Regions from separate parts of the Homo sapiens genome. Here region 1 is linked to region 2. The links are chromatin contacts, found by Hi-C or POLR2A ChIA-PET in ENCODE. All regions are on one chromosome and are shown on one strand. Each heading gives the region's core, a stretch centred on a gene start or an enhancer-like site at or near the end of the contact. The rest is flanking DNA. Distances are from core to core; before and after follow the strand shown. Region 1 has its middle 630 kb from the start of MIR5702. Region 2 has its middle 580 kb from the start of MIR5702.

Evidence for each region. A loop is a pair of places that touch in the nucleus more often than their neighbours do. ChIA-PET counts read pairs that join two places held with the same protein, here RNA polymerase II (POLR2A).
Region 1: a map of OCI-LY7 shows a loop between it and region 2 (5-fold over the local background). The contact joins two enhancer-like sites. A Hi-C loop is called at or near these places in 1 of 168 maps with a recorded cell type or tissue (OCI-LY7). POLR2A ChIA-PET finds 5 or more read pairs at or near these places in 2 of 52 experiments (HEK293 and OCI-LY7).

Annotation. Positions count from the first base shown.
Region 1 is chr2:226,026,193-226,032,380 of GRCh38, reverse strand. No RefSeq gene overlaps it. Among named protein-coding and RNA genes, the nearest start is that of MIR5702, 630 kb to the left of the region's middle. Within about 2 kb of position 1,485, at least 27 of the 41 ENCODE cell types and tissues checked have a DNase peak (open chromatin) inside an H3K27ac peak, as active enhancers do.
Region 2 is chr2:226,076,656-226,083,119 of GRCh38, reverse strand. No RefSeq gene overlaps it. Among named protein-coding and RNA genes, the nearest start is that of MIR5702, 580 kb to the left of the region's middle. Within about 2 kb of position 3,364, at least 5 of the 41 ENCODE cell types and tissues checked have a DNase peak (open chromatin) inside an H3K27ac peak, as active enhancers do.

The DNA.
Region 1 (6,188 bases), core at 236-2,735, 49 kb after region 2:
CATAGACACATTTCTACAGTCATGATCCTCTGCTGCTGCCAGTGTCTCAAGCATCATTCCTTTCCTCTCAGGAGACAAGGGGGACCAGAGAGAGGGAGAGCTGAGATTTCATCCTTTCTCAGTCTTGGTATGCAGGCACAGGCACTATAAGAATGTGGTAGGTTGGCTAAAGCTATTTGTTTGCTAGATTTCTCAGAGTTCAATGAGATCATTTTTGTCATTTTCCCTGTGCTCCCCTGTATTTTCCAAAGATCTGCCAGCTTCCAACAACACTCTCTTTCTTCCCATTGGAAATGGAAACGAGTCCTCTGCAGGAATTTTCCACTTAACAGTTCCCCCTTCCCTAGCTGGGGCCTCAGCGCACCAGCCTGTAATGCTGTATTTCTTTCCACTGCAGTTTGACATTTTTGAGCCAGCACAATGAGTTGTATTCAGTCATTCTAAGTCCCCCTCCTTCTACATTATCTTTTTTTCTTTAATAATGCATACTTTCGAGCAATTTCAGAAAGAGAGCAAAGGCTTTTAAGCAACATTACATTTAATTAGTTATGTCACTGTCATCGAATCACCAGAATCCTTTGAGTCATCCCCGCCACCTTTTCCCCCACCCACACACCTCACCCCATAATTTTCCGGTCTCCCAGCCCCCTTCTCTGTCCTTCTGGTAAGTACATTAAAGACAAACCTCATGGTCCATATACTTTGCTTAAAATTGTTTGCCTTTGCAAATCATTTCCTTTAAATAATATTTACAAACTATATATCATTGCCTGACACGATGATAAGAGGGCACATAGATTGCTTATAATCTCAGCTGTAAACAAGAAACGGGGACGTGAGCTTGGAAATGTGTTCCATGCCCTGTCTGGACGCAGCCGCATTTGCAAACGCGCGCAGCTGAGCCGGAGCTGGGTCGCATCCGCAGCCTCTCTCACAAACACTGCAGCCAGAGACCAAAACGCTCAAGTCCAGGGAGTCTGCAGGGCAATCCCAAGTCCCCGAAGGGGGAAGGGAAGCGGAGGCATTGGGGAAGGGGGGTGTGGGTCAGCAAAAGCTTGCATCCAGAGGAAAACAATGCTCGCCTTCCCGAAAGCAAACGGCAGAACCTGCGAACACAGATGCCTGCGGGATCCGGGCTCCCGTGCGGCCGGGGAGAGGGCGGCGGGTGCAGGGGCAGGGCGGAGCCTCCCCTGTCTGGCCGGGTGGTAGCTTCTCAGACAGCGAGGGCCCAGGGGGTCACGCCAGCACAGTGGAGGGTGTCTCAAAAGGAACTGGGATTCTGCAGAGAGGGGAGGAGGGAGGAAGAGGGGGATTTGTTCAAGCTGGGAGGGTGGGCCTCAGGAAAAAAGAAGAAAAAGAAGAAATAGATTAATGCTTTGCAGGACACCTGGGGTATTTCTTTCAGTGGGTATTACTTCCACTTTTAGGCAGGAACAAGAGCTGGGAGGAAAACAGCAGCAAGGGCTGACAGCTCCAAGGTGATCAAAGGGGACTGCGTGAACGGCTTGCTCTGCCAGCCGTTTATTAGAAAGAGAGGGGTGCTCCTGGGCCACGCTGGCGGGGGAGAGGGATTAAGATCAAATAGAAAGAGATCGGCCTGACTCCTTTATGCAGGAGAAAAATGCGCGCATATATATTTATATATTTATATGTTTACATGTATATTTATATTCAAAGAATGCTGTCCACTACAAGATCCACTCCTTCCCATAGCCCCCCACCCCACCCCCCACACACAGGCGCGCGCTCCTCACACATGTAAAGGAAGGAAATTCCACCCTTTCTTTCCAAATGTTGTTACTTCTGCTTTCTCAGTGCTTGAAATATCACATGATGAATTATCCACTGGGGGACATTTTTATACTGAGGCACCACCCCCCCCCCCCCTTTGGGGAACGCTAACTTTGTGTGAGTCTGATTTACCTCAGAAATAACGTTTAACGCACTCCTGGGATTTGGAAAGAACCTCTCTTTCTATAGATAACAGGGCAAAGTGTTAAAATGCAGGTCACTGGTGCGAGAGATATCCTGTTGTAAAAACGGTGACCTCCAGAAGTTTTGGGAAGGATGGCAGCGGAGCCCTCTACATGTAGAAAGAACACAGATGTTGCTCTCGCAACAAATGCATGAGAATGGTAGGTAGGCAGCTGCCCAGCATATATAATGCAGTTTCTTCCCTTGTGAGATATGATCTTTATACCTAGAGATGCAATAAAGTTATTAAGGGGCCTGAATGGAATGAGAAAGACCTTGTCATATGATAATGACTTTATTTTGTCTAAGCATCAGTTACTCTCTCCTCTCTCTCTCACAAGACTTTTTATCAGCTACAGCTTTACAAGAAAAAAAAAACAGCAGCAACAAGCAAACTAAATTTTACGCAAATTCACAGTTTGAAATCTCCACACCCTAAATCTTACATTTAATCATAAAGTGTTAAATTTTAATGTATTCTTTTAACACAGCACTAGCATTTTGTCAAAGATAGGCATAGCCAGGAAGTTCAGAAGCTTTTCTTACAGTTAGAACAGGTGTGCTTTGTTTTTCCCTTAAGAAGTCTTTAACTTTACTGTTTTCTCCAATATTAGGGAGGTTTTTTAATATCTATTGTTTATTTTTCCAATTATATAAGAAAATATTTTTATCGTAGAATATTTACATAATGTAGGGCTATACACATTAAACAATGAAAATCTTTTATGAAGTCCCACTTTCCCAAATGATTCCCTTCCCCAGAAGTAAATTCATACTTCCCCACAATAGTATTCATCCAACCCTTATAAAATCCATCCAGCCCTTGTAAATATTTTTATATGCATAGATGTATATATGCAATCATATAAATTTTAGAAACCTACAAATTCACTCATACTATATGTTTTATTCTGTGAAGTGATTTTGTTCACTTACTACACCAAAGAGATCTTTTTTAAAAAATCAAGACCTATAAATCTATCTCATTTTTGACGGGTGCATAACGTTTCAGGATTTATTATTACATTATTGATACATAATGAGGGTATTTCCAGCTTTTTGTTATTATAAATAATACTGAAACTGACATTCTTAGGTATACATCTTTGACCATACATGCTAGTAATTTTATAGGCTAGATTGTACTGAAATCCATAAGTGAAAGGATATATGCATTTTAAATTTATGGATACTACCAAAGTTCTCTCACAAAGAGCAAAAACGATTTATATTCCACCAAGTTGTCTGTGACTAGACTATTGTTTTGCACAGTCTCTCAATCACTATTTGTTATCAATTAAAAAATGTTTTGTCAATATTTTGTAAAAAAAAAAAAACTTGTTTTCTCACTTGCCTTTTTAAATTACTACTGAGGTTGAACAAGTCTTACCTACACTGGACATTTGTGTTGTTTGTTTGTTTGTTCTGAGTTGCCTGTTTACGTATTTGCCCCATTTTTTCTTTGGATCTTTCTTTTTCTTCATGATTCTAAGAAATTCTTTACCTATAATGAACACCTTTGTTTCTTTTGCTTAGTGTAAATGTTTCTCTTAGCCTGTTGTTTATCTTTTAACTTGGAATGTGGAAACTTCATCATAGGGACATTTGAATTTTTGTGTAGCCAAATCTGTCAGCAATTTCTTTTATAGACTCCAGGTTGTGTCCTGATTAAAATTTAATAGAGAACATGTACTTATATCTTATATTCCAGATGGCAGATTAGCTGTCTAAAACTGTTTCTATTTCTTTAAGACCATTCTACATTAAAATAAGTGTACACTGTATCAATTAATCAGTAGGGAACTACATTCATTTGTTCTCTTTACCAAAACACTGAGGACATCTTCCCCTGTAGTAAACTAAGACTTTGCCTGTAGATAAACCCCAAAAATGTCTGTGGATTGTGGAGGGAACGAAAAGCATCAAAATAATGGCTTATTAAATGAATTAACCACAGAAATAGAAGACCAAATACTGCATGAGGGAGCTAAACATTGGGTACATATGGACAAAAGGATAGGAACAATAGACACGAGACTACTAAATGAGGGAGATGGGGGCAGGGAGGTAAGGGCTGAAAAACTACTTATTGTATACTACGCTCACTACCTGGGTGACAGAATTATTTGTACCCCAAACTTCAGCATCACACAATATACCCATGTAAAAAACCTGCACATGAACCCCCTGAATCTAAAATAAAAGTTTAAATTATTTTTAAAAAAGAAAAACAGCTTATTAAATAAAAGTCATCAGAACTCCTGGTTCCATTGGTTTTTAGAAACATGAATATACTCAAGATTGATTTTTTCAAAGGAATCTATGACATAGCCACTCTCAAAAGTTATAAATGTTGGCATCATTCTTCTCTCTCCTAAAGTAGTGACACACATCCTCTCTATAAAACTAGACACAAGGTGTCATTTGATGGAATAGGTAAGTGTTAACAACATGGCTTGCTACCTACCAGGCCTATGGCAGAAATGACCACAGAAACTATTCCCTGGGGAAATTTTTTTAAAATGAAGATTCCTAGCACCATCCCAGACATTCTGAAGAATAGTCTCAGGAATGGAGTGATATGTTTTGGCTGTGTCCCCATTCAAATCTCATCTTGAATTGTAGTTCTGCAATCCTCATGTGTCAAGTGGGGGGCCAGGTGGAGATAACTGAATCATAGGGGCAGTTTCCCCCATACTGTTCTCCAGGTAGTGAATAAGTCTCACGAGAGCTAATGGTTTCATAAAGGGGAGTTCCCCTGCACTAGCTCTCTTGTCTGCCACCATGCAAGATGAACCTTTGCTCCTCATTCGCCTTCTGACATGATTGTGAGGCCTCCCCAGCCATGTGGAACTGTGAGTCAATTAAACCTCTTTCTGTTATAAGTTACCCAGTCTCAGGTAGGCCTTTATTAGCAGCGTGAGAACAGACTAATACATGGGGGCTCTGAGATTTATAGTATTGGGCACTTGCTCATAGAGTAGCACTGGAAACCAACTTCTCCAGTTTATTTAGAACATGTAGTATTCTTTGGTTTCTCTTTGGCATGTTCTCTCTCCCCTCCTTACATAAAATAGATGAATGCATCTTATTGATTTTGCTTCTGAAGTGTCTTTCAATTCATATTATCCTTCCCATTCTATCTACTACTCTCCTATTTTAGGCCTCCATAGTCTCCTTATGAAAAACGGTCTCCTAACTTATTTTCTCAGTCTTTGTTGTTCCTCATCTTGGTATTTTCCAAAGCTTCTTGGCAGATTTATTCATGCTACCAGTACGTGAAAACCTACATCTGAATAGCCACACTCTTTTCACTCATTGAGTAACTTTGTGATTTTTATCTCAGCTGACTTTTCCATATCATCAACATCTATGCTGACCTCCTTTTTCTCCTCGAATTTGTCAGTGCCATGTCACGGCTCAAGCCCTCCGTATTAGTCTGTTCTCACACTGCTATTATAGCAAAGGCATACCCAAGACTTGGGCATTTATAAAGAAAAGAGGATTAATTGACTATTGACTCACAGTTCAGCATGGCTGGGTAGGCCGCAGGAAACCTACAATCATGGTGGAAGGGGAAGCAAACACATCCTTCTTCACATGGTGGCAGAAGAGAGAAGAACCAGTGCTCAGCAAAGGGGGAAGGACCTCATATAACCATCAGATCTCATGATAACTCACTCACTATCATAAGAACAAGATGGGGGAAACCACCCCCATGATTCAATTATCTCCACCTGGTCCTTCCCATAACATGTGGGGATTATGGAACTACAATTCAAGATAAAATTTGGATGGGGACACAGCCAAACCACATCACCCTCCATTTTACTTACCTGCTGTGAAGCCACTGTCATGTTTTTCTCTAGTGACTAACATGCCGTTCCCTTCATTATGGCTCTGACTTTTCAAGATTCAAGTCAAATGCTCTTTCTTCTGTAAATTTCTTCTGCTAATTTGCCCTTCCCTCTTCTGACAGTCTCATATTTTGAATTACTTTCTATTCTGTTATCATTATCAAAGACTCTATTACTGTCTTACATTGTTGTCTCCCACAGTAGGTTGTAAATTCCTCAAAAACAAGATCATTTCTAATTGAACATTTGGGTCATAATACCTAATAGTGTCTGTTACAAATGGTGGAAATGAAATAGATAACTTGAATATATCCAAACAGTCTATCTGAATGGTAACAAAGACTATGCTGTGTGATT
Region 2 (6,464 bases), core at 2,115-4,614:
AAACCATTCACAAGCTTACCATCTAGGCATAACAACATTTTATGACATTATTAAGGAGAAAAAAATAGGCAGAATCCAAATGCCATCACTAGATAAATGTATGAAATAATCGTGACATATCCATATATAAGACAATTAAAATGAAATATACGTGTACTGTCACCATGTATATCCATGTGAATACTCTAAAAATGTTTTGTTTTCTGACATCTTTACTACTACAAGTTTTAATTTCAAAATTGTGCCAATCTAGTACAACTGAAATGGTATCTAATTTTTAAATTTAGTGCTATCTTGATTACTAGTGAAGTTGAGCATCTTTTTAGAAGGTCTTTTCTATGAATTGTATCTTTACACACATTTTTTCATTTTATTGATTTGTAGACATCCACTATGTTTTCTGATTATTAATATTTTAATCAATTTTATGTAGCAATAATTTTCCCCTTTTCATGTGCCTGCATTAAACTATCTTAATCTCCAAAATTTGTTTTCAGTGAGATATGGAAAAATAACCTCTGTCTCATGTATTCCCAGTTCTTTGGTATCAACATTTTTCTGAGTATTTGGTTTTCTTTCTGTTTTATTAATGTTAATCTCTAAGTCTTTGCTTCTAAATTTTGGAAGCTCTATTGAAATTTGTCTTCCATATTTTAGTTTTCTGTAACATCAGATTTGATGTTTTCTGTCTTTACCTCCCATATTTAATTTTGATCCTATGATTTTAGTTTTCTTTTTCTCTCTTTTATAATTTTATTATTCTTTCTTTTCACCTTTTCATCTCATATTGTTATCTTTTCATACACTTCTTTCATTCAACTAAACTTTCTTATGACATTTTTTCTCTTTATTATCCACTACATTTTGCTGAAGTATATAGGAACTCTTCTGAAAAATTACTCTACATATTTTAGTTCAGTTTTTACAAGTATTTTTAGTGTAGTATCCCTTGTCTTATTCTATAGTGTGCCTTCTAGTTGATATATCACCTAGCATATATATATATGTATGTATGAATGTATATATGTATGTGAATGTGTATATATATATGTATATGTGTGTATATATGTATATGTATATATTTGTATATATATCCTCTTTAATGATCTGGACTAAGATTTTTATGAACAGACAGAATAAATCGGTCACCTGTGGCTCTGCTCTTTTTCACTAAGATGGTTAACCAGTCTCCTTCTGAAGTCTTTGAGTACTTGTGGGCCTCAGGCAGAACGCAGATCAATTGCTTGTATCCAGTAGATTTTCATGGAAGGTACCTTTGTTCTTTTGGGGTAGCTTTTTTCTTCCATTTCTGTTTTCTTTACTCATCTCTGAAACTCTAGACAGAGAAAATACCATGCAAAACCTTATTTTATTACCTGTTATTGTCCTGCTATTCACAACTCTTAACTTCTTGTCCCACTGTTTCCAAAGTCTGCAGTTTCAGCCTAGACATAGAAAAAGTGAGGTGGTGGAAAGTGAGAAAATAGGATCATGACTGCAGAGGCAAGAGTAATCAAAGGGGAGAAAAGAGTATATGCTTATTTTCTGCTTGCCATAAACACTTGGGCTTGGAGTCAAGGAACAGGGAAGACAGAGAAAGAAATACCTTCCCACTTTGAAACTTTTCTGAGTAAAGTATCATGGGGTTCATCCACATTCCCTGCCCAAACTTCTTGCCATATGGAGTAGTATCTTCTTGGGAGGTGGTAATATTAAAAAGCATAATTGAATTATATCTTATCTGATACTCAACTGTTCATGAAAACTATTTCTAGCCTAAAACTTCATTATATACTCAATCTTGTTATGTTTTTAGAAGTAACCTTATGGTATTTGTTAAAAAATTGCCTCTCACATGTTTTGGTAATAGACATAATGGCAGTCCACTTGGAAAGAACTTTTACCAGGTGCTTATTATTTTCTGCTTAACTTTTTCCTTGCTAGTTACATAGTAAATGTAACTGGAACTGTATTTTACTTTTTAGTGTGCTCATTTCAAAAGTACTACATTTGGCACAAAATAAGAGCTGTGTTAATGTTTGTTGAATGAACACACAAAAGAAATACATGAATTGAGAAGGGTAAGTAAAAAGTCACACATTTTCCCTGATAATCTATGCTTTAGTGTACAGAGCTGGCTTTAATTCCAATGGCCAACATTATTAATAGAATAAACAAACTGGTTCATGCTTTTCTTTGAAAACATTTCTCTTAACAACATGGATATTCAATCAATCATTTATTTCTTATTGGAGCAATCATGATTGAACATCTCCTTTGTGGCAGACTGTGTTCTATGTGTTGAAAACACAATAATGAATATGATGAACTAAGTTTCTGCTATCACATAGCCCACATTCTGGTGAGAAAACTGAGATAATAAATACCAAAAAGCACAAACAACTTGCAGATAATGGTATGCATTATGCAAAATTTAAAATGAATAATAGAGAAGAGCATCAGAGTTTAGAGATCCAGGCTACTACAGCTGAGGACAGCCTTTCTTCCTGGTAACTTTGAGCTGAAACTTGATAGTCAGTACAAGGTCCTGCAACCTTCATGTGAAAAATGTTGAAGTCAATGTAGTCATTTCCTTGGAATCAAAATGCACTTGATTACATTCCTACTCTTTCCTAAGGGATACATTTCCTGCCACAGCCTTCTTCCCCTTCAGTGTTGCACATATGAACACCCACACAGAAAGACCTATACATGCCTTCTTGGGAGTAATTACTGTGTTAGTCTTATTTAGTAATATAATGTTGATAACCTGATACTTCACATATTTTAATTATGTGTGTTTATGGCAGCATTTTTCTTAGGGAAATGTGTGGAAATTGCTATAAACTGTGTTACTCATAACTTTAGAGAACAATTAAAATCAGTTAGACGAGAAGGTGAAAATAGAGGAGGAAGATCTTTAAAATCAGCTTTCTATTTTCCTGCACTTGGCCCTTGAGAAGACAGTCTCTTAGTCTCATGGCCTCATATGGCATAATGCCATCTGTCTTTGATGGAGTTTCCAAATGATTTTGTGTATTAACACTTTGCAAAACAAATGACAGATAACAGTGCAAGACATTGCATGAAGGCACAGCTCCAATCATGATAACCCCCTTGAAGCATCAACTCCTGCTTATGCTATTTGTGGCTTCTTGCCTCCACCCCCACTCCAAACAGAGAACATACTGTGGTCAGCAAAATACAATAAGGAGGGAGCAAGAAGAATGAACCTAACTCCACTGGTTTGCTTCAAGACTTGAATGATGTAATTTACTGTCATGCTTCTCAATGTCAAGGCTCCCACAGATGACATGAAAGTGCACTAATGCACCTCTCCAGAATGCTGTGGTCATGAGATCACCCTATTCACTAAGACTCAAAGTCATCAACACACCCTCAGTTTCCTGGCCAATTCATTCATTGTATAATATGGATATAAATAATGTTTTATTTCAGATCCATTAGTCAGAACATTGGATTCAGGCCTTTGGAGCATATAATGAGTTTGTTTCTAACTATAGGAATTTGCTCCAACTATCTTCTTAAGAAAGGTCTATAAAACAGAAACTCAAAGCACAAAAAAAATTATTTTTTTAAAAAGAAAGGTCTAAAAGCTTATCCATAGTCTTGGTTATAACATATTAATCCCTTTTCCAAAGTGAGTTGTTCTCCCCAGTGGCCCCCAATGAAGCCATGATGTATTTAGGCTACAGTGAATCATTATATCTGGCTCATTTCCCTTGACTTTCTCTTCCAAGGTGGAACCATGCTGGAAAATGCATGAAAACCATTGTTTTTGCACTCAGTCAGGTTTTGCTCAGGCTTTTTTTTATCTCAAATAGATAAAGCTAATTCCCCCTTCATAGGATTGCTGTCAATGAACAATGCATATTCACATTTTAGAGAAGCCATTATCATTCCTAACAAGTTATCTAACATTTATTGAGCTTTTGAGAAATCCTAAGCTCTGTTCATACACCATTCTATTCAAGTCCCCTACAACCCTGTGAAATAGATTCTATGATTATCCCTATTTTCAGATGAAGGAATTTCCCACCTAGTTCATATGAAAGGGGGTCAGAATAAGAACATAGCCACTCTGATGCCAGAGCCTGGAGCAATTATCCTGTAAGGAAATTCAGATTAGTTTAGAGAAGACAGCAGGCCTGAGTGGGCCAAGTTGATGAAGGAAGAGGAGGAGGATGTGCCTCCAAAGTGTAGCAGTTAAGCCATCACATGGCAAGAATGTCACCAGTGTTCTTATTAATGAGAAAAATATGACTAATCATGAGTCCATTGCTTGACTGTGAGAATGGAATACAGGTATTAGGCCATGTTGAGGAAATAGGCTTAACTTTGGGAGAAAAGAATAAAACTGAAAATATAAACTGAGCATATGGGAAATGGGCAAAAAACAGAATCTGATCAGGGAAAGGAATAGGATTCAGCATCTGTCGGAGGAATACTAAGAACAGATTACACTATGATCAGGAGAACTGGACCTTGTCTTGGCTTAAGTATGCATTTTCTTGTAGGCTGCTGATTATAGAGTCCCTGGCTTTTAAGCCTGATGGTCAAAAGTTTAGGTTCTAGGAAGATAGCTTCCAGGTGTAATAGGGAACAAAACTAGACAGTGGCCTATAGTTAAGAGTCATAATTATTTGTAAATGGTGAAGAGCAAATAGGTTTATCTATTAATGTGCTAGGGCTGCTATAACAAAATATCAGACCAGATGGCTTACACAATGACAATATATTTTCTCACAATTCTGGAATCTGCAAGTCCAAAACAAAGTTATTGGCAGAGTTGGTTTATTCTGAGGCCTGTGCATGGCCACATTCTTCTTGTGTCTTCACATGGTCTTAACCTCTGAGCTTGTCTGTGTCTTAATCTCTTCTTCTAAGGACACCAGTCATCTTGGATTAGAACCCACCCTATTGACCTTATTTTAAGAAAATTATTGCTTTAAAGGCCCTCTCTGTAAAATACAGTCACATTCCCAGGTATTAGGACTCAACATATGAATCCTAGGAGACACAAACAACATTCATAACAACATCTGGTGCAAGTTTGTTGTTGAGTGGCTAAGAGAGGTATGTCTTGTATTGTTTCACAAACCCCAGAGACTCTTAAAGGATTAGGCTATATAAATAGCATTAACCATGTAATCATCTCTTCTATGTGTAAGAATTTCTAATCCCAAATTATTTAGTGTTATAACATCTTGTATCAAGATGGTCCCTAGTGCAATTTTAAATATCACCCAGGATGGAGGATGGCATATTTTTGAGATTATTCACTTTAAACATTTTTAGAACTATTGTAAAGCCACCTTTATAAATGCAATGAAAGCTATACCTGGGCATGCATGCTTTAGCAATTACAAGATTTCATTCTCTATCCTCCCGTGCTTAGATACTTCTGTTTGAGGACAGGGAAGTGGAACAGAAAGTAGAAAGGGCAAGAAAAAATATCAAAATGATAATTTATTTGTGTTGGTGGCCCTGAGGGTTTCTTCGGATAGGTAGATTCATGTAATAACATCTTCTTTCTACTCCTTCTGATAGGTAGATGCATGTAATAACATCGCTTGGAAGCTGCTCCTTAAAACTTGACTCTTTTTCAGTAATGAACAAGTAACATCCACCTTTCAGAAAAGATTTCTTAAGAAAAGAAAATAAACTCCCAGTGTTTGGGCTGGGAGGTGGGTGTGTCTCAAAACAAGTTCTGAAAAATATACTACACTTTGGTTTTTATCAATTCTAAGTATAACTTACCAGGCATTCTCTTCAGCTTATGTTTAAACCCATGTGTATCTCAATGGAAATCCAATCCATATGTTCCTGATTCATTTACACTTAGCTCATCAAAATATTGTTTTGCAAGAGCTATTTGAAGTCCAAAAAGGCTTTGAAAAGCTTTTTTTTCTTAGAAACAGGAAATCAGTTTTTGCCAACTGTAAACAAACACATTCCTCTACTCCCTGTGCCCATATTTTAATTGGAAATTTAGAAGACAGAAGGTTAGAGAGCTCTCTAAACCTGTCCAGAAACAAATTCATCCTCTATATGGCATGAACAGAGAAGTGTATTTACATTTGCTTTATATTCATTTTTAAGTGACCTTTTTCATGTAAATTTCCCTGTAATTGTATAAATACTTAAATTAAGATTTTCTATTTTACCTTAATTTTCATTAAATTCTTATCTCAGTATTCTCAAAATACATTATTTCTCCTAGGAAAATATTGTGCTTAAGCATTTGTCTGATAGAGTTTCAGATAAAATGATACCCACTTAAATTTTCTCCTAAATCTGTGAGTCAGTTTCAAAAACTAACCCTGCTTTGTGTGCTTGGCTTAGATAAATGGTCACATTCATGCCAGAGCTGGTCGTATCATTGTTCTTGGTCAAATTCTTTTGACATTCAGTCAAAGCATGATGAAGGTCTCCAAAATATT